Linked DNA regions of Mus musculus: regions 1 and 2 are each linked to region 3. Evidence: chromatin loops called from intact Hi-C (ENCODE). Cell type or tissue: left cerebral cortex. All regions are shown on one strand.

Region 1 (8,000 bases), 350 kb after region 3:
GGACAGCATAATGTGGCAGCAGGTTTTGCAGATCATCTTTCAAAGGTTAAGCAGAATGGAGACAAAGATAAGAGGCTAAAAAAAAATCCTTCCTCTTTAAAATGTCACCTCTGGAGCTACTGAGATAGATCACTGGGTGAGGTGCTTGCTGCCAAACCTGATGACCTAAGTCCAATTCCTGGGAGCCACAAGGTAGAAGGAGAAAACTGACTCCTGCGAGTTATCCTCTGACCCCCATTGAGTGGCTCCCCCCACAAATATATATACATATACACACACAGACATATATACACACACAAAATAAATAAACACTACTACTAAATGTCTCTGCTTTGTTGTGTACATGGAATGGATTATCACAAACTAAGATCTACTCATCATGGCAGCCCGTGTTCCCAGGATGTTGTCGGTGCTCAAGGCCAGATGGCAGGATTTTGTTGCTGTATTCTTCTTTGTGTCTTCTGTGTTGGAACTGTTATTATTTTTGTACAGTGTTTGATTGAACCTCGGGTCTTAGGCATGCTAGGCATGCATATCAATGAACTCTAGCTACCCTACCATCTTTTTTTGTTATTTAGTTCAGGCTGATCTTGAACTCACGTCTCAAGCTAGCCTCAGTTTCGCAATCTTCCTGCCTCTGCCTCTCTAGCCCTGTGATTACACGTGCACATCACCAGTCCTATAGTTTTTAACAGTTGGAATCTGGATTTTTAAAACCTTAAGACAGGTTTCATTGCACAGCCTGAGCTGGTCTTGGACCTGAGATTCTCCTTGTCTGCTTCTTGAGTGCTAAGGTTCCAGTATATGTTACGCCTAGCTTAGCACGGCTTGCGATGAATAAACTACCACTTTCAGTTGGGCAGATTTTTTTTTTCTTTTAACATGTATTTATTTCAGTGTGAGCTACAGCTTATGTGTGAAGATCAGAGGACATTAGGAGTCAGCTCTCTCCTTCAACAGCGCGGGACCTGGCAAGTGACTCAGGTGCTCAGACTAGCACCAAACGCCTTACCCAGTAAGCCATCTCTTCTGCAGCTATTGCTTTCTCAAGGGAAACAGAACATTAGAGAATCTGTAAGGAATTTAACATAATGCAAGATTGCAATACTATGGGCACAGTATAGAAACTTCTGGATATACCCCTCCTCAGCCACAGTTCCTGGGTTCCCTCCAGTGTCCCTGACCCCTCGCTCACCTGTAAGATACCAATGACAGCCCTGAAGTACCCGACATGAAAGCACGGTAGCTCGAGATCAATGTAGCCATAGTGGCCGAGACAGTCCGCCAAGTTCTTCCCACAGGTCTCACAAGGACGATCTTTTTCGCTCGTACCCTTTGGAGGAAAGAACACCCAGCCATTGGTGGAGAGCACAAGAAAGGGGCCCAATCTTCCTAACTCACAGCCAGCTGGGACCAACGATTTCACGTGTCAACTGTGGAACACTGGGAGGGACAGGGCCTTACCATTCTATGGTCAAGCACTCCATACAACAAGGGGGCGTGGTTGTTGTCTTGGCTGTACAGGTTCTTACTGACAACCTGGATATGTGCCTGCTGGCGCATCTCCTCAGGGGACTTCATTCCAAAACAGATATGGCTTCTGCAGTGGGAACAAACCAGAGAAAGGTATCAAAGCCCATGGATCTAGGCACACATGGACACAACCAAAACCACCCTGCCCTCTGACTCCTGGACAGGCTCGTTCCACCAGACCCAGACAGAGTTTAGTAACTGGGTCTTCAACCCTTTATCCTACGGGAAAGAGTTTCAATTTTCCCTCATGAGACGTTATTGCTCTCAAGGTCACTCCCTTGGTGGGCAAGCTAGTGATGAACCTATCTTTCTCAGTCTGGACTTGCTTCCTTATCTCTGCTTTCAGGTTCCCTACACCTTCAGTGCCCCTCTCCTCTCAGTATATTCTCCTTTTTGGGGGGAGGAGGAGGGTTGAGGCAGGGTTTCTCTGTGTAGCCTATAGTCTAGGCTGGCCTCGAACTCAGAAATCCGCCTGCCTCTGCCTCCCAAGTGCTGGAATTAAAGGCGTGCTCCACCACCACCCGGCCTATACTCTCCTTTACTGTCTTCATTTAGTCCTTTTGGGTCTTTTGAGGTATCTTCTTCCACTGCTATCATTTGCATATTGGACACCCCCCCCCCCCACCATTCTGGGTGCCACCCTTCCTCCTCTTCATTGCACAATCCTCCCAGGGATGCCCTTTGTTTGTATATATAGACGTCTTCGAAATCTCTTTACGTCAGCCACCTCTAGTTGACTGGGCATGGGCATCTCCAACTCAGAATATCTGAAAAGTTACATCTAGATCAAACGTGTGCAGGCTTCCTCCCCTTTGCCATTTTCTAAGAAACACAAGCAAGTAACAACTTACATGGACAAAGAGTTCATCTAGAGATACTGTGCTGCTTTGAATAAAAGACTTTATCTGTTTGGAGTTGGGGTAGGAGCACTAACTGTTCATAAAAGATAGAGAGAATTAAAATAACATGGGATGATGGTACAGTCTGATGGGACACCAGGGTCTGGTCAGAACACCTCTCTGCAAAGGTGATCTTCCAGCTGAATTCTAAGTCAGACAGAGCAAATAGGAGAATGAAGATAGGAAGCAGAAGGTAAAGATTCCTTGGCCCACAGGCACTGGGCATCACCAGAGAATCACAGGCAAGCGGCACAGACAGCTAAGGGTACAAGATGAGCCCAGTAAGGCCTGCAGGGGCCAGGGCTTGGGATTTAGGAGGGAATCAAGTGTCAGCATTACCAAGAGCTGCTGGAAGATCCAGGTGACAGAGATCTAGTTTGCATCTGAAATGAAGGGTCTTGCTCTGTAGCTTGGGCTAGCTTCAAACTCCTGACTGCCTGCCTTGGCCTGAGTGGCATAACTATTGGCTTGTGGCTCTGCATCCCTGGGCTGCTGTGTGAGGATCCTTTCATGTGAATAGGGTGCGTGTGAAGGACTGAGATGGTGGACTGAGAACAGTCGGAGGTCACCCAGGTGACACCTGTCCCAGTGAACAGTAACACAGAGTTCCTCCAGTCTCATTTTTCTTACCTCTGTCTCTGCTTCTCTCTTCCATTTTATGCCCTATGCCCCTTTAAGTTCACTTCTCTCCAAAGTCCCCACATCCACCTCAGAGCCCTGGACCCAGCTCAAGTCACCATCATTGCCAGTCTAGATCCCTGCCATGGCCTCAAACTCTGTCCTGGCCAAACACTCCAAAAGTCTGACACGCCTTGCAAGACTCACATAGTGTAAGTCCCCTGCTTCACGTCTATCAGTCTACCTTGTCCCTCCAGTACGTGTTTTAAAAGGAGCCTGGTCTGCACCGAGCCCAGACTTATTCATTACTTGGTGCTCTCAGTCTCCTCTCTGCTGGTCGTTGCATTTGCCACAATCATGGCTGATTTGTCTACTCTACAACAGACCAAGCAGAAAGACTGCATTCTGCGGGACCTTTAGTGCACAACACTGTCCTCAGTACATTCTCTTATGTAAGTTGAAGAAGCAAAAAGATCCGCCTTAGCCTCCCCCCCCCCCGCCAAAAAAAAAAAAAATCAAACAACCAGGGCTTAATAATTAAGCTTTGAAACAGAGAGCCCAGAAGAGCAGCTTGGTTTCTGAGCCTGCCACTTTCTAGCTGACAACCTTGAGTCAGCACACAACTGTGTCCTCGTGCCAGAGGAAGAGGTCCGCTGAGAGTAATCAGCGCAGGGATTCAGGAGGTGGCATCTTCGCCCAGAATGCCCGTTCTGACACTGTTCCGTCCATTGCACTTTCCCCGCTATACCTCACGGATCCCCCACCCCCCACCCCAGGATCTGAAATCCCATCCTGGAACTTTTTTCTTCGCTCCCTTAACAACTGTCCCTCTCCTGGGACACTCTGGGACCCGGGACCTCAGCCTCCACCTCACCCCCACCCCTTCGGGGGCGTCCTTACATTTTCTTAGCCACATCCGTCTCGCGGAACTGCTCCTTCACCATGGTGCCGGCTGGCCGGACGCCCTTCTCGGAGCTGCGACTACAAAAACCACTGTCGCCGCACCTTCCCGGGGTGCTTAGGTATTTAGGAGTAAGGAAGCTGCAGCAGCCTCCCCGGCCACCGTAGAGCGCCGCACGTGCCGCTTCCTCTTCCGCCGCCGGACTTTATGAAGAGAGGCTTGGCAGACGCTGCTTTGAGCCCTCCTTCTAGATCGCCATCTAGCGGCTCCTTCACGAAAATGCACCTAGGCCGCGCAGATCAGTGGGGGAAAATGGCTTTTTCAGGTGGGTTTCTCAAAACAGCAGAAGAGGCCGGGCGTGGTGGCGCACGCCTTTAATCCCGGCACTTGGGAGGCAGAGGCAGGCGGATTTCTGAGCTCGAGGCCAGCCTGGTCTACAGAGCGAGTTCCAGGACAGCCAGGGCTACACAGAGAAACCCTGTCTCAAAAACAAAAACAAAAACAAAAAAACAGCAGAAGAGACGGATGGACCGCTTTTTTTGTTTGTTTTTTTTTTTTGTTTTTTGTTTTTTGTTTTTTGTTTTTTTGTTTTTTTGTTTTTTTGTTTTTCAAGGCAGGGTTTCTCTGTGCAGCCCTGGCTGTCCTGGAACTCGCTCTGTAGACCAGGCTGGCCTCAAACTCAGAAATCTGCCTGCCTCTGCCTCCCGAGTGCTGGGATTAAAGGCATGCGCCACCACGCCCCGCAGTTTTGTTTTTTTTTTTTTAAATCTCAAGGTCAAAAAGTTACATCAAATAGAAAAAAAAATCAAACAAGGACCGGCGCGCGCGTGTGTGTGTGTGTGTGTGTGTGTGTGTGTGTTGTTGTTGTTGTTGTTGTTTCCTGAGAAAGGCTCTCCATATATAGTCCCGACGGGTACTGAATTTGCCATCCTGTCTCCATACTCTCAGTGCTCAGTTACATCCCACCTGGTATAAATAAGTAAATTTACATATCTATTTACATACTTGTGTACAAACATATATACAAACACATATAAACACGCTTATTCTTACACAGCATATGTAATATATATGTATGGTTCGTTTTGAATTGTGTGTTTTGTAAATAGATGCAACAAAAACCCACCCAACCCTTCAGCTCTCCAAGGAGAGAAAGAACGGTCTATTAAAAACTGCCAGAAGCCGGGCGTGGTGGCGCACGCCTTTAATTCCAGCACTCGGGAGGCAGAGGCAGGTGGATTTCTGAGTTCGAGGCCAGCCTGGTCTACAGAGTGAGTTCCAGGACAGCCAGGGCTACACAGAGAAACCCTGTCTCAAAAACAAAACAAAACAAAACAAAACAAAACCAACTGCCAGGCCACCACTAAGAACAGTAGAAGACAGCTCCCAGCAGCAAAGCCTTGCTAGGTTTTAGGGACTTATATGGCTGGAGTGGGGCCAGCTCAGAAAATCCCGGTGGTTAGCATGAGAACTCTGTTGGGCAGGGAGGAGACTGACAGATACAGCCAGGAGCCTTCAGCCAGCTGTTAAGGGCTTCTGAGAAATGCTTTAAGTCTGTTTCCTAGCAAGGTCTGGTGGGGTCCAGACCATCACTTTAAAATAGTGCCGTCAGCACTGCCGTTTGGGGGCCTGCTTTGGGGACTTAACATACTTGTGTGTGTTTGTGTGTGTGCAGGCAGAAGTGCAGGTTGGTCTCCTCTGCACACTAAGCCCTGTACTCGGGTATTTCCCTTGGAATAATGCTGTTAATTCATGTTTGCTCCACTTTATGCAAAGCATTAACTTCTGGTTCAGGCAATATTAAAAGCTTATTTTGTGTCAGATCAGAGATTCACACACATACAAAAAAAAACCCAAAATATATTTTGAGATAGGTTCTCTCTATGTAACCCTAGTTGGTATGTTGGTGCTTGCTTTGTAGCCCAGGATAGCCTCAAGTTCTTGGCTAATCCTCTTATTTAACTTCACAGATTGGTGTGGTCATTCATAGGTGTATGCCACCACAGCTGGTTCAAATAGATAGTTTCTTTCTTTTTTTTTTTTTTCTCCATCCAGAGCTGGGCATTGAACTCAGAGCCATTGCATACTGAACAATGTAGATTGTACCCAGAGCCTTTGCATATTAGACAGTGTTCCGCCACTGAGTGGACCTACATCCTCAGTTCTTTTAAAATTTTAACTGGAGCCAGGATCCAGCCATGTCATCCAGGCTGGCTGGATAAAAACCAGTCTTTTAAAAACTCACAAGTTTTTAAAAGACTCTCAGAAAGTCTCAAAGCCAAAAGAGCCACAATCCTCCCTTCCAATCCAATAAACTGCTAGGTGTGGTGCCCCACTTGGGAGGTGAAGGCAGAAAGATCAGGAATTCAGGATCATTCTTGGCAATGCAATGGATTTTTCAAGACCTTGCATGGGCTTCGAAGGTCTGGTTTTAAAGAACCTAAAGCCTCACACACGAAAAACCTTATGAAAAAGTCACTAGCAACTCGTGGTGTCACGTCAATGCAATAGGGGTGAGTAGTTAAGGTTTCTGCTATTTCCCTGGTGTAAAGCAGGGATGCTGACTGAAAGGCCTTTTTTTTCTCATTAATTAATTTATTTACTTTACGCCCTGATCAAAGCCCCCACCCCACCCCGACCCCAATGGCTTTCTTAAATGCCTTCAAGATGAACTTTTTTGGAGACAAGTTTTACTTTATTTTATTCTTTTTTTTTTTTTGGTTTCTCGAGACAGGGTTTCTCTGTGTAGTCCTGGCTGTCCTGGAACTCACTTTGTAGGCCAGGCTGGCCTCAAACTCAGAAATCCACCTGCCTCTGCCTCCCGAGTGCTGGGATTAAAGGCATGTGCCACCACGCCCGCCCGGCACTTTATTTTATTCTTGAGTCAGCGTCTCACTGTGCAACCCTGATTGACCCAAAACTCTTTGTAGGCCTCAAACTCAGAGATCTGCCTTCCTCTACCTCTTAGGCCCTGCTTAGTGGAAACAATTTAAACCAACTACCTGCCTCTAAGATTTAAACTAGTGGTTCTTAGCCTTGCTAACGCTGCGGCCTCTTACTACAGTTCCTCATATTGTGTTAACTCTTGACTATAAAATTATTCCTGCCGGGCAGTGGTGGCGCACGCCTTTAATCCCAGCACTTGGGAGGCAAAGGCAGGCGGATTTCTGAGTTCAAGGCCAGCCTGGTCTACAGAGTGAGTTCCAGGACAGCACAGAGAAACCCTGTCTCAAAAAACCCAAAAATAAATAAATAAATACTTAAAAAATAAAATTATTCTCGTTGCTACTTAATTGTAATTACTTAATTGTAATTAATTTGCTGTGATTTTGACTTGTAATGTAAATATCTGTTTCCTGATGGTTTTGGGCAACCCTTGCAAAAGGGTCGTGACCCTTTGGCTGAGAACCGCCGATTTAAACAAATGACATTGAAAGCGAACTTTACTGGGTGAAGTAGCGCACATTTCTCAAATCCAACGTGCCTGGGAGGCAGAAGCAGGCCGTTCTCTTGAATTCGAGGTCAGCGTGATCTACAGCGATAGTTTCAGGGCAGCCAGGGCTATATAGTGAACTCCTGTTTCAGAAAACAACAAAATACAAATGCAGGACGGAAAAGAAGGGAATGGGAAATATACACGCGATTGTGTAACCATACATCAATTTGAGTGGATCCAATTCAGGCCAGCCAGAGCCCAGGTCTGGGGCGTGGCTAAGGGCTAGCGAGGCGTGGCTTCAAGTACTTTCGGTCAGGCATTGCTGTAGTCTACCCCAAGGCCTTAGCCACGCCCCCGCGCTGGGGTCCTTCCTTGCGCGTTGATATGATTGGTCGGCAGTGAGCGGTCCTCTTTTCCTCCTCTCCAGCTCCGGCGCCGTAGCCATCATGGTGAGTCTCCTCGGGCTCTCAGCACTATCCGTCGCTTATCCGCGCCATCCCTGCCTGTTCGGGGACCCCACTAGAGCTGCAGCCATCCGGGGCCCACTTACTCTGCTCCGGCCTGCCTCACGGAGGCCGGTCGCCCGGGGTCGCCGAGTCGCGGCTGTCCGGCA
Region 2 (8,000 bases), 320 kb after region 3:
GTGAGGATTTACATCTTTGGTGGGCACAGGGAAAGACAATCTTCAATGGTATAAACACTGGTAAAGGTGAGGCCGGGGTCTGTTACAGGGACATGGGGACCTTGCCACTGTTTACACCATTGAAGAACTGACCCCTGCCTCACCCCCGCCCTTGTGTGCAGTCCAATTGAGACTCATTGGGCCTTTAAACAGATAACATGAGAATAGGACGAGTTGGGAAGAGGAAGGGGGTGAGCAGGAGGGAGTCAGTAAGACACGGTAAATGGACGTGACTCCAAGAAAACCACATCAGCCACGTGCACAGAATGGCCACTTGAAGGAATACCCATGTGATTACACACCCACGCGTACATACAACACAAAAGTAGAATGAAACCTGTCTGGCAGAAACTGTGAACTAGTACATGCATTCAAACAATACCAGAAGGCACCCACCCCTGAGACACCTTCTCCTTCAGGGATGGTTTTGTCACAGAAGCCAGAGACTCAGGGCTATTTACCATGACTGTGCTCCCCACCTCTGACTTACATCTCTGGTTCCTAAAAGCCCTCCATTACAGTAACGGCTTATCATGAAAAATCTACAGTATGAGGAATCCAACACCCTCAGCAGCTTCCTCCTACACTCCCACTTGTGTGTGTGTTGATGGAGTTCAAGCATAAGGCCAATACATGCAGGGCAGACAATCTATGACTGGGCAACATCCCCAGCCCTACTCTTTGGAAACAGCTAAATAATCTGCACAAAGACAAAGCATGCTTTAAGAAAAAAACCCAAGTCACCATGGACAGCCTAGCTTTGGTAATGGCCAGTCTTGCTGAAGAGTAAGACTCGGGACATGGAAAAAGCCATACTCAAACACTTCTCTTCCAAAAACTACCTGTGTTGAAATTCTGCCCCCGTGAATTTACCAGAAAACCTGGCCCCATTCCCACACTGAAGGCTTTCTGGTGGTGACAGCTTCCTTCCTATCCAGGTCAGTCCTCACACCAGTGCTTCATGTGCCATCCAAGCTCTCTGGCTGTCTGCCGACCCCGGACCGGCTGGAGCCTCCCTTCTCTCACACCTTGTAGGTCATCAGGTCAGAGAGCAGCATCACGTGCCTCCTGTCGATGCTCATGCCGTGGTTGACCATCGTGTACTGGATCTCGTTGATGATAGTTGTCCGGGCAGCCTCAATGCCCAGGGTTTTTTCCACCTAGGAAAAGCTCAGAGTGAGCAGAGGCTGCAGCCCCTGCCGGAGCTACCCTAACAAGCACAAGGCAAATCCTGCTCCATTTCCCACAACAGATTGCTATGCAATTGCTGGGAGAAGAGAGAGCAAATGTCGGGGTCAGCAACTGTGCCGGGTATTGGCCGAGGGTCCAAAGGGGATGGATGGTACCTCATAGGTGTTATTAGACGTGGTCCGGGTGCCTTTCACACCGTGGGTGGCCATGACTGCCCGCAGGTTGTCACCTTCCACCAGAAGCTTGAACTTCTCCTTCCCACTCTGCTCGTCAATATGGATGACAGCTCGCGACACCTCTGGGATGCCTTGTACAACCACCTACATTCAACATAGAACGCTCGAGATGCTGCAACCCTTGGTCCCACCCGAGAGCCTCAGAAACAGGGCAGAGGAACGGGCTGACAACCTGCCTCATGCCATTCTCGCTCATCCCCACTTCAATGTGTGCAATCCAGGGGGACCAGGTACTGTCCCGGGTAGGGGAAGACAGTCCAGGGGACTGCGCCCCAACCTACAATTAGCTTGAAGAGAGCGGAAAGACTGATGGACAGAGCTTCAGTCACAGAATAAGAGTCTCCCCCCGAGCCTGACAACCCAAGTCTGATTCTAAGAACCCACAGGCAGAAAGAGCCAACTACCACAAGCACACCACACACTCCCACACCTCCAAAAATAGTTAATAAGAACCACCAGACTGAGCCCTTAGGGATATGACCACGAGGGAGTGGGGTGCCATCGTTGGTTTTGTAGCGACCTGGTCCCCAGCTGCACCCCTGGCTGTTTCTCCAAGAGAGGACGCTATCTATGCCTCACCTTGGGCAGATCCTCTTTGAGAAACTGCAGCACATAATACATGGAGCTCTTGCTGTTTTCCCTGGGGGTGACACACACCACAGCCTCCCCATGAACGGCCACATCACCAGGCTTCACTCGGAGCTTGGATGTGCAGATGGAGTACCGCACTGTCTCAGCATTGACCTGCAGGGTGCCAGGGACATTACCATCAGACATCTGCAGAAGTCTGTGACAATGGCTTTCAGCCTTAATGACATGAGGATGCTTTAAGAAGTCTTGGTAGTCAATTGTTGCCACCTCCTCTGCCACAGAAGTTACTGTTATCTTTACTTATGTGTGTGTGTGTCTGTCTGTCTGTGTGAATGTATGTCACCTATGTGTAGGTACACATGAAGACAAAAAGAGGGGTCAGATCCCTTGGAGCTAGAGTTACAGACAGTTTTAAGATTTATGTGGGTACTAGAACAGGATCTTTGCCTCCTGAAGAGCAGTAAGCATTCTTAACTATTCAATCTCCCGAAGCCCACAAATGTTGCTATATTATGTATTTATGTTCAATACCCGTGTTTTATTCATAAACCGGAGATTCTTTTTACTGAAAAAAATGAACATTTTTCTCATTGAACATTCATGTTCAACTCAAGGCAACAAACACAACCCATGGAGAAAGTTCTGGAGTGTCTGGAAATCAGAGGCCAGGAAGGCTGAGAAGTTTGTTGGTTTTGTTCTATACTCCCAGATGCAAATGCATTCTTCATTTTTATATTTTTCCAATCCCTAGATAAAACCGAGGACTTTGTTTATACATAAGAGGCAATTATTCTACCATCAAGCTATATCAAGGCCTATAAAGCCAGTGTTCCCAGAGTCACACGTTACACAAGACAGGCTTGGCAGTCAGGTGGCAGCCACAAGGATACGGGACTTGACAGTGGCCTTCAAAATGTTTTCAAGGCTAAGAAAGGTTTAACTAGCAGCTGACCTCAGCTGACCCCGACAAAGGTTGTTATCAGTTAACTGTAATCTCCACAAATACTCGTAAGGGAGGCCAGGTTAACCCACCAACTGAGAACGTTACAAACCAGCCAAGTGCTGTGCTGAGGATGCACAGGTGACTATGACAGAACTGGCCCAGGCTCCCTCCACAGAACATGAAGGTGGACAGAAATGAGCTATCCTAACGCCATAACAAACCAGTAAAGGTAGACTGTGCCCACATCAATAGTTTCTTGTGATGGGCGTGCTTTGTCTGTATTTCAAGGTCAACTCAGAAGGATGTGACAGCTGATGGTGTGACCAACAACAACCACCAGCCAAAATTCTTTATGTTTCTCTGGCTTCCGACTTCTCCCTTGGCTTCTCAGCACCTGTCTCAGGACACACAGGATCACATCCTCAGACATTAACTCTGACTCACCTCCAGTCTCAGAAGTCGGATCCGTTCCAGGGAGAGCTTGACAAGAATAAAGCAGTCATCAGGAAGAAACACTTCTTCAATATACTCTGAGATCTGCCATGGCAAAAGAGCAGTTCATTACCCGCACTGTCATGGCCCCTTCCCCATCTCAGCCTTCCACAGGCGCACTCTCCACATGGCCTCGGCTGCAGGCTACATCCACAGCAGCCACTCTGCTGCATCCTCACCACTGCAGAGGAGAGGATGTCGGAAAACATGTTCCTGTTATCAAAAGGGATTCCTTACCTCCCCCAGGAGGGTTTTCTCAATCCTGCCCTTCACCAGGCGTGCATAATCCGCGTCGTCATCCTTGTCTAGCTGTGCTGTGATAATTGGAGTGCTGCAAGGAGGAGCAAGGATCAGCTCACAAGGAAGGGACCAGGACTGCCTGCGTAGTGTGCTGCTGTATTAAGTCTGAGTGCTGCTCACAGCCATGAGGACTTTACTAGAACTCACTTCAGGGAGACCCACAACAAGGGACGTCACAGACCTCTCACTGAGACTTGCTAGTTTCAGAGACCCCTGGTCCCCATTCTACCTGTGGCAAAATTTAAGAAATTTCCTACCACTTAGTTCTTGACCTCCTGCTCTCCAGGGAACCAACTCCTAGAGCATTTCACCTCTCTTTACCCCTCTCCAATAATTACCCCTGCTCCTCTGACCTCCACTGTCATCTTCTGTTCTCACAGGGCACAATATCCCATCAACACGGGCCCTTGGGACAGATCTGAGCAGCCTGCAGAAGGCAAGCAGACCTCCAACCACTGTAGATATCCACAGTTGCTGGTCTACAACCAGGATCTGCTATCTTTAGCTGTTCCTAAGATGTTATTTCTACTGCAAGACTTAGAATAGACAGAATAATTTTTACCCCTAAAATTATGATGTATCTCTAGTTCTAATTAAAGGTCTCTTGAAAATGTGACTGAATCACTAGGGGCTTATAGAGAATGGCTACAAATCAAGCCAGAGGATAATCAATCAGATCTTCGGGCATGGAGTAATGGCGCAAAGGAGTGAAATGTCTACTGACCTAGTCCTCAATCCTGCTGGCTTGTGTAATATTTTCTATTTCATGTAGGTAGTGGCCATAAAACAAAACAAGTTTTGGCTTGAATGGCTTTCTAAAAATCCAAACACTGATCAACACAGCAGACCTGCCCTCTGGACACCAGACACTTCCCAGTTGACAAATCACAGGTGTTCATGAGCACAAGGACCACTGGTCCCAGGAAACAGACCAGGGCACAGCTACCTGATGGCCTTGGAAGCGTTGATGATCTCTTTGATCCGAGGCACACCCAGGGTGATGTTCATGGAGGCTACTCCTGCAAAGTGGAATGTCTTCAGCGTCATCTGGGTGCCGGGCTCACCAATGCTCTGTGCACAGAGTGCACCTACCGCAGAGCCTGGCTCCATCTGTGCTCTAGAAGAAAAGGCACAAAAGCAAATATGACACAACAAAGAAAAGGCCATCAACAGTGCTGGGACAGGCTTCTAGTTACTGCCTCTTAAAGGAAAATATGTAGATTCTGTCGGGTTTAGGATGGAAACAGCATGGGCCAGGCAGTGTTTGTGCCAGAGGAAGGTGCTGGCACAGGCTAGGAACAAGTGTCATCAGGGGAGTAAGAGGGTCAGAGGGGCAGACAATATGACTAAATTCTGTGTGATAAGCTTGTGATATATACAGGGCTGGTGTCCACCCTGTGGAAGTGGTCTGTTCTTACTGGGTAGTAAACTCGGCCAGAGAGTTGGAATCTGCAGTACATAATATGTTTCCTTATGGCCAAAGGACATTCAAGAAATTCTTTTGTAATCCTTTCATGTTTAGGGGCATTCATCCAACTTAGGATCCCATTGGAGACTCTAGATGAAAGGCACAAATTTCCCCAAAGCCTGGCATTGATGCTGGGCAGTGTGTTTGTTAGTTGTTATTATCAACCTGACCCAACATAGATTCATGAGAAAAGACGGATTCTCAATGGAGAATTATCTATATTACATTGACTGTGGGCATGTCTGAGGAGGATTTTACAGATTGCTAATCGAGTTGGAAAGACCCAACCTAAGAGGTCAGAATCATTTCATCATCTGGGACCCGAACTGTGTAACATGAAGGAAGCTACAGCATAAGCAGAGACAAGCAGGCAGCAAGGCCGCTCCCCTTCCCCTCTGCTCCTGACTGCGGTGCAATGTGACAGCTGACTGAGTGCCTGCCTCGACTTCCCAAATGGTTATAACCTGGAACTGTGAGCTAAAAATCACTCCTTTCTTCCCCTAGGATGCTTTTGGACAAAGTATTTTACCACATCAACAGAGATGAACTAGGCCAGCCAGGATCCTGACAGCAGAGAGAATGTCCAGCACATGATGGATGCCTCACAGCGTAGGTTAGTTAGCATGCTTACCTCATATACTTATCCCTACAGGTCTCCAGAAACTTCTCTATTTGGGTAGGGGTAATACGGTCCAACTGGTACAGCACACGAGGCTGAAGGACAAAGGCAAGTGCACAGTCAGGACGAGCTGATCTGTCAAGCACTGTAGCACACAGTCAGGACGAGCTGAATCTGTGAACCACCGGGTCCCCAGAGCCTGGGAAAGCAGTACCTCTGTTGTGCCGTTATCATTGATCCCATATTTATCTCTGGTTTTCTTAATCTTCTCGGACACCCCTTTAATGAATGTTTTTATTTCCTGAAAAGATCATAGAACACCTATCAATCTGTATGCTTGTCAATGATTTAGACAGCAGAATCACTCTGTAACCCAACAATGGACACAGTGCTCCCTATCTTAGCAACTGCTAACTACACAGCATGGAGGATGCAATATGGGCACTGGTTCCCTTACATAGTGTGTTGGTAAGAGGCTGCTGTGCTTCCACCCTGGGGAAACTGGCCCTCTGCTTAAGAAGTTCGTTAGGCCTCACTATCCAACCTTTCCCCATGAGTTATTCTGGCTCCTTATCTCAGCCACATGCTGTAGGAAGGAGCTTGGCACAGCTCTCAGGGACTCTACAGGGCATTAAGACTCCACACTCAGAACCCTCATGACTCCACAGGGAAGACCTCTTTGGAAGCATTGACAATCACTCTAAACATCACTGTCTCTCTGCAGCTCTCATAGCTGCCTGGGCTAGTCAACTCTGTCTTTATATTGAGAAGGTAGGAGACATGGAGGGTGACTCTGCAGTTCAGACATCTGTCTAGATAGAAATGACTTCATTTTAGAAAGAGCTTTATTAAATTGTAAGATTTAAAGTCTCAGAACGGGCTGGAGAGAACACTCGGCACTTAAAAGCACGGGTTACTCTTCCAGGACATCCAGGTTCAACTCCACGCACTCACACGAAAGCTCATAAGCACCTGTGACTCTGTGGTCTGGCCTCCACGGGCACCAGGCAGGCAAGTAGTGCACAGACATACACGCAGGCAAAATACCCATGTACATAACATATTATTTAAAGCTCCTCAAAGACTGATGTGGAAGAAAAACTCATTGCTAGTGACTGTGTCCGGGGGTAAAGATGCCTGTCCCTAAGCCTGACGGCCTGGGTTCTGTCCCCAAGACCATAGGGGAAGAGCTGTCCTCTGAGTTTCACATGCTTACCATGGCACCCACAATATAAATAAATACGAATGTAGTAATATTGAAAAGGGAAGAAAAGAAAAGCTCTCAAGACTCAGTAAGCAGTCACCTGGAACTGGTTTGGGACAGTGAGTAACTGCAAAGACAAGGTGGAGAGACGCTGGACAGGACAGACCTCTCTCTGTGCTGCTCAGGGCAAAAATACCCTGCCCACCAGTGGCTTTCACCCCTTGCCACTTGTCTGGTTCAGGGCTGAGACCTAAGGGCCCAGGAGCTGTGACAACTCTTTCAGCAAGGGGAACAGAAACAGCAGAAGGCGAAGAGGCCTGGAGGTTTCCAGCTGTGAGGAGATGGAAACAGACAGACACACACCATCAGACATGCACACCAAACCACAGCCTACAGGCACTAGGGGTAGCACCTGTCAGTGGCTCCTCATGTAACATGCTCCCAGTGACTTTGTTGAAAGGAATAAAGGGTCTAGGGGACAGACACACACTGGACATGACAGTTCTAAACAGCAGACTCACATGGAAGAAACCAGCCTGATATAAGCACCAGGAATTCTGTCGGGTGAGTCTACGCATGCTAGAGGAAGGCACGTACAACACTCAGCAGGCAAATGAACTCATGGGCAACTCGTCATTAGTCTCACACTCCAGTGTGCCAATAGCATTCATACTGGCCTCTGGTAAGGGCCAGGAAACAAGGGCTGGCTACTCAGACCTGCCTCAGCTGTAGTATGGGCTGGGCTTAGCATTCAATTTTAGTTCTCTTAGAGCATGTGAGTTCCTCATTGTGAGAGACTGGACAGAGAGGACACGTTTTACCACTGTCACATCATTAAGTCTTTAATATGAGTGACATAGTGGACAAGCTGAGCCAGTGCTCACTGAAGAAACTGTTGGCCACAAGGCCATCTATGA
Region 3 (8,000 bases):
CAGGCTAGTGCTACTCCAAGGCACAGTGGACAACCGCTGAGAGGGCCAGGTACATTCAGAAAGTAACAGTTTGTCATTTTGTTTCTTTAACCTAATTTAAAAACAAATCAGTATATATAGTTTGGGTTTTTTTTCTTTTAAAACATTTCCCTTTTTCATTTGGTCTACTCGTCTGTGATAAGCTAGAAATGAAAATGAGACAAAGCGAGGGCCTCTGGAAGTATTCAACTAGACCTGACCCCTACACTGCTGGTCCATCTGGGCTCTTGCGTTCCCAGCCTGTCTGGGGTCACGGTGGTTATGTTGCGGGGTGTTTGTGCTGAGTTGGCTCCTATTGCATGTTGTGGTCAGACCATGCCCAAAGGCTGCTGCCACCTAGAATAGCTCTGACCCTGGCCTGGGCCTTTGGGCCGAATGTCTATGTAATGAAGGGTATGGGGCAGCTTAGCCCAGCCTGTCTGCAAAAGCCACGTTGCTGTCATTCTTAGGAATGAATGTCACTTGAGGAAAGCCCCAGCTCCTGGCTGGCTGGGCCCACACCCTTACCTGTGAAGTACCTGCTGTACTCCTGATCGATCTTCTGTGCTGTTTCGAATTGCTCTTTGGAATGCCTCTGTGTCACCTTGTCCCTCAGGTAGACAGGGTCTCTCTGTTCCCTGCAGGGGTAGACAGGGAACTAGGATGCGTCTTGAACCTACCCCTGGGTCCCCTCTTCCTTCCTTGGTCCAGGGTGCCAGGCGCCTCCGTGAAGGCCGGCATTGGTTAGGTAGGGCAGGGGATCTAGGGAGCTTTCCCCTAAATGAACAGCCTCTAGGCTATATAGGGAACTGTGGACTGACTGGCACCAGGAGCTCACCAGCACAGAAATGCCAGGCAGAGAGAGGCCTCACTGAGTGCAGCCGAGCTGGACTTAGCTCAGGCTACACAGTTCCTCTAACCTGCTGCACCACATGCTGAGAGGAAAGAAAGGGGGCTCTGGAAGTGTGGTTGTGCCCAAACAGGAAGGAGGTGCACAGCCTGGCTAACAGGTTCTGGGTCTGAGGGGAGTGCTATCGTCCCAGCATTGGGCCCACCCCCAGCAGGGAGCCTGCGGGCCCAGACACCCACTTGATGTGCTTGGCGCTCTTGTAGCGGATGAAGATGACAATGGGGTAGATGTGCATGTGGTGCAGCCTCTCGATGGCATGCGGGGCGATGTCCAGAAGACAGTGCCGGTTCTGAAGGACAGTGGCAGAGAGTGAATACGCACAGCGGGGAAGAGGACTATCCTCCACCCCACCCCAGCCCCTCCCCCAGGAGGGACTCATCTCTACCTTCCTCTACACTCAAAAATACCAGAGAGCATAAACAAGGTTTCTGGAAGACCACGTAAGCCAGGAAGGGAGAATCCACTGGGGGAATCTCTCTCTCTCCCCACCCATTGATGGCTGCTGAGATATAAGTAGGAACTAGTCAGCAAGTCACACCTCAATGTGGACTTGGAGCCCCACCCTACCCTGGCCTCACAAATCTGTTCCACTGAACAAGAATGGGGAACTGTGGTGGAGGAGGGGGACACACAGCTTTGCAGGGCTACAACAGAAATATACCCAGGAGCTCCTCAGAGCCCAGGAAGGGGGGCAGCCTAAGAAAGACTGCATGTAGCTCTCCCCACTGATGAGCATGGTTCCTAACTGAAGCCTGTCCACATCAGAAAACTAATGGGCAGCCCACACTGTCTGTGGAAGAGGGAACTGCAGACCAGAGAAGTAGCTGGTGAAGGAAGGTAAGAGGCCTGAGGGCTGAGGAGGAGCTAGGAGTGTCTACTTTGCTAGCACACCTTGCAGCTAACTCAGTCCCTAGGGCATACGGACTCCAGGATGTCAAAGGCATCAAGAGACACTCTTGGCCTTTGTGGGGTCAGGGACTGGGTGGGTGGCTCTCTGTATCCGTGTGTTCAGGGACCCATCTAAGAATGGTCTTAGAAGGCCTTCCCAGAGTTTAAAGCTCTCCTCAGCACCCCTCAGAAAGCAGAGCTGTATATACCTACAGTGCTGGTGTCACCTAGGTCCTTCTCAGGGAGCTGTGTTAGTGATAAAGGCAGAGACTCAGTATTCAGGAGGATGAGACCAAGAGCAGAAGGTCTAGACAGTTGAGCTAGCCAGGGCTTTAGAGCCAGGGCAGAGGGTTGCAGCTACCAGAGGAGCTCAGCCCTTCGGCCAAAGGCCTAGGTACCTTTTCTGTGATCTCCTTTATTGAAGCCACAGTAGTAACATCAAAATGGCCACTCCTCCGCTTGTAGTCCACAAACAGGCAGTCTTTGACACCCCGCTCAATGGCTTGCTGGGAAGCCTTCATCACCTCTGTATGGGAAGACGCAGAAGTCAAGGTGCTGGGTAAACAGAAGGGCCCAATGCAGACAGCACAACTGATCATCAGCATAGAGACCCGAACTACTATCTGCTTTCTTGGAGAGAACAGAGGGCCACAGGTGGGTCTGTATGCATCAGGAAAACCCTTAGACTCTGTATGCCAATTACTCTGCATGGCCAGAAAGGTAGATAAATACGGACAGACACACCTAGTGGGCACAGGGCATCCCTTACCAAGTGGGCATCTGCAGAACTTGCCAGGTGCCTCATTCACCAGCATCTCTTTCACCACATCCAGTAAAGGTCCCAGGAGGAGAACAGGCCGAAGAGAGGTACAGTCCACTTTCTGGACCCGCTGATAGGCCAGGCTCACTGAGTCTAAGAGAGACAGGGGGGCAGTGTCACGAGCCCAGCCTGGACAGAAGAAAGCAGAACTGGGCAGCCATGCCCTGACCTTGTTCATCTACATCAGGCCCACCTGACCTTACTTACCTGGGCATGTCTGTCTTCTTTATCTCTCAGAACTAGGCCAGGGATAGTGGCCAGCTTGTCTGGCTTCATCAGGACAAGTTCTACATCTCAGACACACCAGAACATGACCGCTATGGAGTCGGTCAAGAGCCTACAGGAGTCTCTCTGCCTCTGAGGACACTGGAAACAACTGATGTCCAATCATCTTACCTACTCCAGGTCTTCCTCAATTATCCCTGCCCACTACACCACTTCATGTCTTCCTCTGCTCACTTGAGACACAGCTCCAAGGTTTGGAAGCCACAGGACGTGGACAAGAAGGATAGAGGTGATGAGGTACATCGTTGGCCCCTGCCCTTGAATCAGAAGAGGTGGTGCTCTGAGCCAGCTCTGCCCATACAGACAGAAGACAGAAGGGCCCTGGGTGTTGACCACAGGGCCACTCCCCCTGGGTGCCCACCAGCTCAGCCTGTATGCTGCAGAAGGATAAGCCTCCTGTGAGGCTTCAGCTGCTGCTTCAGTTTAGCTTTAGTGATCAGGCAATCTTCCTAGTTAACACAATGGGAACCTCACCCTCAGATGCACAAAGTTCTCACAGGAAGAGATGGCCAGGCAACGGCCTTCCTAGAGACTCCCGGATGCAGTACACTGGCTTCTCAGAAACACAAAAAGATACAAGTGTCTGGCCTCTGCCCTTTGGAAGCTCACGCTAACTGGGGTTCCAAGGCAGCAACACCAGATGCCCAGACAGATGCTGTATGAAGATGCCAGGTGTGAGAGTGAAAACTTAGGGGAGTGCTAGGGAGACGTAGCTCAGACTGGATGAGGCCAGACTTAAGATGGGGGCAGGAAGAGCAGGCTGAAAGAGGGCCCAAGGTGACTGACAGGTAGATGTAGGGAGGCCAGGACTCTGTGGGGTCCGCACACCTCGGTTGGGGTGCTACGGATAGAAGGCAGTGACACAGCTACCTGGAAATACAGACACCCATGTGCAGAGATTAACCCCACGGGCAGAACAAAGGGAGTGAATGCCGTCTTGACTTGCCTGAAAATGCCCATCTATGTGCTTGCCTGTATGGATGCATTACATGAGTTTCTATACAGTGCTTCCTGACCTGGGGACCAATTAGTCTGTAGTCTACATCCGTGACCTTGGAACGCCCATGCACTTTCCTTTTAAACAATTAGAAACACAGATATAACCAATATTGTTGATGTAATCCTCCATGCTAGCCTCCTCAGATGCTGCCATTACATCGGAAGTATGTCTTTCCAAATGACAGTTATTACTGTAGGCTGGTATTTATAGATTGAGAAAAAATTCCCTATCCCGTGTGTGTGTGTGTGTGTGTGTGTGTGTGTGTGTGTGTGTGTGTGTGTGTATGTGTGTGTTATGTGTTGCTAACATCCAACAAGAATGACAAGATACCATGAATGGCTTGTAGCTCCATCTCCCCCTCATACTGTTTCTGGAAGGCATCACAGGGAGTCCTGGCCCTCTCTTGAGGACTCTGCACTATTCCATGCACAAGTAAAATGTAAAGCTGGGCAGAGAGCTGCTGTCAGACACTGGAGCTCGGGCGAGTGTGCAGGATAGATCCATAGCAAGTGAGACAAAACTGGAATTTAGGGCATTCACAACAGCCACAACCTGAAGAGAGAGCCAGAGCTGCAGTGGAGGGAGGGACGAGAACTGGAGTCTGGGAAGCTGACTATGCAAACTCGAGCTCCTGAACTCAAATCCCCACCCACGTAAGTCATGGCCACCTGGCTGGAACCCCAGCCATGTGGGGACAGAGATAAGACGGCTGCCAGCCTAGCTCCAGTTTCCGTTAGAGACCTTGTTGAAAAGAAATAAAGATTATAGATTTCTCTGGCCTCTTTTTAGTGCATGTTCACCCAAAAACACGCATGTGCACACACCATGTATGCTTTACTCATGAAACAATTTCTCCAGTTCCCTGTACAGCATTTTTCTAATTGTGCATGAAATGACTGTGTGTGGGGTGGGGGAATGTATGCCATGTGTGAGGGAGAGGACATGTGTGGTGCTCGCATGCACGTGTGTATGTGTGTGTGATCAGAGAATCAAACTCAAGTCTCCAGACTTGCTCAGCAAGCCCCTTTACACACTGAGCCGTCTCTTCTAGCTTTAAGAATGGTAATTAAAAGTTCTTAAATAAAATGCAGACCACCCTTTGTATTAATAGTTTTGAGGTCACAGATTCAATCAACTGGAGATAGAAATATTGAAATCAGGTGTTCTAAGTAACCTAGAGACAGTTAAGTATGTGAGAGATGAACTTAGGCCATATGCAAACCCCCTACAAGTGACTCATGAGCTCCCAGGACACCTATAGACGTGGGCATCTAGTGGAGGCTTGGTACCAACTTCCTGACATACCACGGTGTGCCTGTGAACACCAATCTAAGATTCTATATAGAAGGGGAAAGTGATAAAGCATTGCTGGGCAAAATGGAGAAAATGCATCCCTGAGTACACTAAGCATTCCTAAGAAGTGTTGAAGGGAAGCAGAAAGATGACAAAAATCAGACGGACAGACAGACAGACAGACAGACAGGTGGGCGGGAGGAGTGAATAGCAGCAGGAGAGGTGAAGAGGAACTGTGAACGAACACAGCCAATGCACTAAGTGAGGGGACAACAGGAATGGTATGGAAGCTGGGTGCTGGTGAGTGGAGCTGAGAGGGCTAGAGCTTCAGACTCCTTAGGACCAGCCCACGAGATGTCCTGGGCCATCAGTCAGAGGTAGGTGGGGAAGGCCACTCAAATTCCCAAAAGACTACAAACTGAAAACTGGCAAGGCAATAGAAATACTTGATTATTCCCAAAGTAGAGTGGAAGGACAGACAAGGGAACAGGGAAGAAGCGATCACAGAGAAAAGACAGAGTAGGCCATAGGGACGCTTTACAAGTCCTGATTACACAGTAATGGAAGATTTGTGCTTTGCTCACGTTCATGTCCTTCCAGGGCATGCTCTGATACAATGTGTTAAAACACCACCTGCCACAGAAAGTGAAATCAAAGCACCCTACCCCAGCCCAGCCTGCCCCACCCTGCTCCACCCCCACCCCACTGTGCCCTACCCCAGGAACAGTAAACAATACTACAAAGAAGTTCAAAGTATGAACTCTGGTGGCCAGAAAAGAGTGGGTGGAGACTAAGCAACAGGAAATGGGATTGGAAAAGACAACATCACACATTACAGATTTTCCAAAAGGGACACCACTGGAAATAAGACAGGGAGGTTTTTTTCAGTGACAGAAGGGTCACTGCAGGAAAACAGAACAATCCAGAAGGCATCCGGTGCTAAAAGCAGTTTCAAAATGAGTGGCAAGGCTGGAGAGATGGCTCAGTGGTTACTAGCACAGGTGTCCTTCCAGGTTCTTGGCACCCACATGGTGGCTCAAAACCATCTATAACTCCAGCCCCCGGGGAGATCTCACACCCACTTCTGGTCTCTGCAGGCAATGTCACACACGTGATGCACATATGTACATTCGGGTAAAACACTCACACATATACAAAATAAATATAAGATTTTTTTTTTAATAAGTAGTGCAGAACTTCCATAGAACTGATACGGACACACCCACCAGCCCCTCACTGAGCACATGTGAGATGGTGCCTGTAGAATAAAGAAGTGGGTGCCCAAGAGCATAGCCCAAAAGAAAGAAGAGGGCAGGCAAGTGGGCCCGGTTAAGAACCACAAGAGAAACCTCACAGTAACACAAGGGAAACTTGCTCTGTTCATGTAGGGATCATGTTTCAGGCTCTAGAGGTAAAAGGCAAAGCAGAGCCAACAATATCACCAAAAAAGAAACCTTTTATGTATGCTTAAACATTATATATATATAACATTTATATGCATACAATCCCACACTAAAGCTATAGGTTGTACAGAAATCGAGAGATGACTAGAACTCCCCAGGGGCTGTGTCTATCCAGCTGGCCTGATGATAACAGGGAACAGTCACCGTGCTTAATTATTTTGTTTCTTTTGAGACAGTGTCTCACTATGTAGCCCCAGCTGACCTGGCTATTTTTTATGTAGACCAGGCCATCCTTGAACTCAGAAGTCTACCTGCCTCTGCCTCCCAAGTGCTGAGATTAAAGATATGTGCCACCATGCCTGGCAGGATTTTCATCTGAAAGATGAGAAGGAAGGAAAGAAGGAGGGAGGAAATAAGAAACCCATTCCCATAGTCTACTGCCCAGTGGCCCCACACCCTGTCTGTCCATGATAGTGAACACACCACACCCAGCCATGGGAGCTGTGTTGATGACAGGGACCTACCCCTTGCCTCTCAGGACCAATGGCCTCCTCCTACTTGGGCCATCAGTCAGGAAAGCCTCTAACATTCCTAGTCCACACAGCTCTAGCCTAGCTCAGCATCCTCCTGGGAAGGATCTAGTCAAAATCACTGATGGATACGTGAATGAAGCAAGAAAGGCTGAGCAGTGACCAGCATGAGCCAGAGGAAACATGCATGGCGCAGAAACCACACCCACTGACGCTGACCTCAGAGTTTCCTGTTTCAGCTAGCTGGTTGGCCATGAGCCCCCTCAGTCTTTCTCCGTTCCCAGTGCTGGGATCACAGACACGCCACACCTGGCTTTTATTGTGTGGATCTGAACTGGGTCCTTAAGCCTGCACAGCAAGCACTTTTACGCAATGAGCCATCTCTCCAGTCTCCTAACCCTTGCCACTTTTGCCTTGCCTTTCTCCCTCCTGAAACAGGGCTGGAGGTACAAATAAATATGGTGGCCAAGAAGAGACCTTGAGGATTAAAGCCACTCGCTGCACTGGCAGACTCTCAGGACTGTCCTACCAGCAGCAATATCCACCTACAGATGAGTTTGGGAAAACTGCTACTTAAGGTCCATCATGACAGGAAAGCCCCTGGGCTTGGCACAATATGGGAGACTCCCTTCGTTAGCAGGGCTTCTCCTTCACTGACCTTGTCTGGAAAATTCTAAGTGCCCCCCACCCCCAACACACACATATATGCCTCTGCCTGAGGAATGTCACGTAGCCTCCAATAATCTAACAGGATCAATTTTCTTTCTCCTGATAAAACCTGTTCGGTGAACACCTGAGATTCCCCATGCTAATGAGGTATGTTAGGGACATGAAGCCTCCAGCAAATGACCTT

The links. A loop is a pair of places that touch in the nucleus more often than their neighbours do. Peaks named below come from ENCODE experiments on the same cell type or tissue, not always from the same donor. Only the 100,000 strongest peaks of a DNase experiment are listed, where the experiment ranks them.
Region 1: it touches region 3 in a loop (3-fold over the local background); 2 of 42 quality-filtered maps call a loop at or near these places.
Region 2: it touches region 3 in a loop (2.1-fold over the local background); 5 of 42 quality-filtered maps call a loop at or near these places.

Annotation. Positions count from the first base shown.
Region 1 is chr14:24,482,923-24,490,922 of GRCm38, forward strand. Polr3a (polymerase (RNA) III (DNA directed) polypeptide A) reads right to left here and starts at 4,136. Exons shown (of 31, transcript NM_001081247.2): 1 at 3,951-4,136; 2 at 1,465-1,600; 3 at 1,196-1,333; 4 at 1-36. The coding sequence starts at 3,994. It overlaps Rps24 (ribosomal protein S24), which reads left to right and starts at 7,756. Exons shown (of 6, transcript NM_011297.3): 1 at 7,756-7,836. The coding sequence starts at 7,834. In left cerebral cortex, a CTCF peak has its summit at 4,210 (motif pointing left); DNase peaks (open chromatin) are centred at 4,132 and 7,735; H3K4me3 peaks cover 1,914 bases; H3K27ac peaks cover 1,142 bases.
Region 2 is chr14:24,451,126-24,459,125 of GRCm38, forward strand. Polr3a (polymerase (RNA) III (DNA directed) polypeptide A) reads right to left here. Exons shown (of 31, transcript NM_001081247.2): 22 at 6,094-6,180; 23 at 5,892-5,974; 24 at 4,739-4,909; 25 at 3,730-3,823; 26 at 3,445-3,537; 27 at 2,046-2,210; 28 at 1,386-1,550; 29 at 1,068-1,199. Among named protein-coding and RNA genes, the nearest start is that of Gm47814, 8.8 kb to the left of the region's middle. In left cerebral cortex, no CTCF peak of the experiment used is centred here; no DNase peak of the experiment used is centred here.
Region 3 is chr14:24,136,023-24,144,022 of GRCm38, forward strand. Dlg5 (discs large MAGUK scaffold protein 5) reads right to left here. Exons shown (of 32, transcript NM_001163513.1): 28 at 2,586-2,729; 29 at 2,215-2,342; 30 at 1,108-1,217; 31 at 547-656. Among named protein-coding and RNA genes, the nearest start is that of Gm52142, 20 kb to the left of the region's middle. In left cerebral cortex, no CTCF peak of the experiment used is centred here; a DNase peak (open chromatin) is centred at 4,492.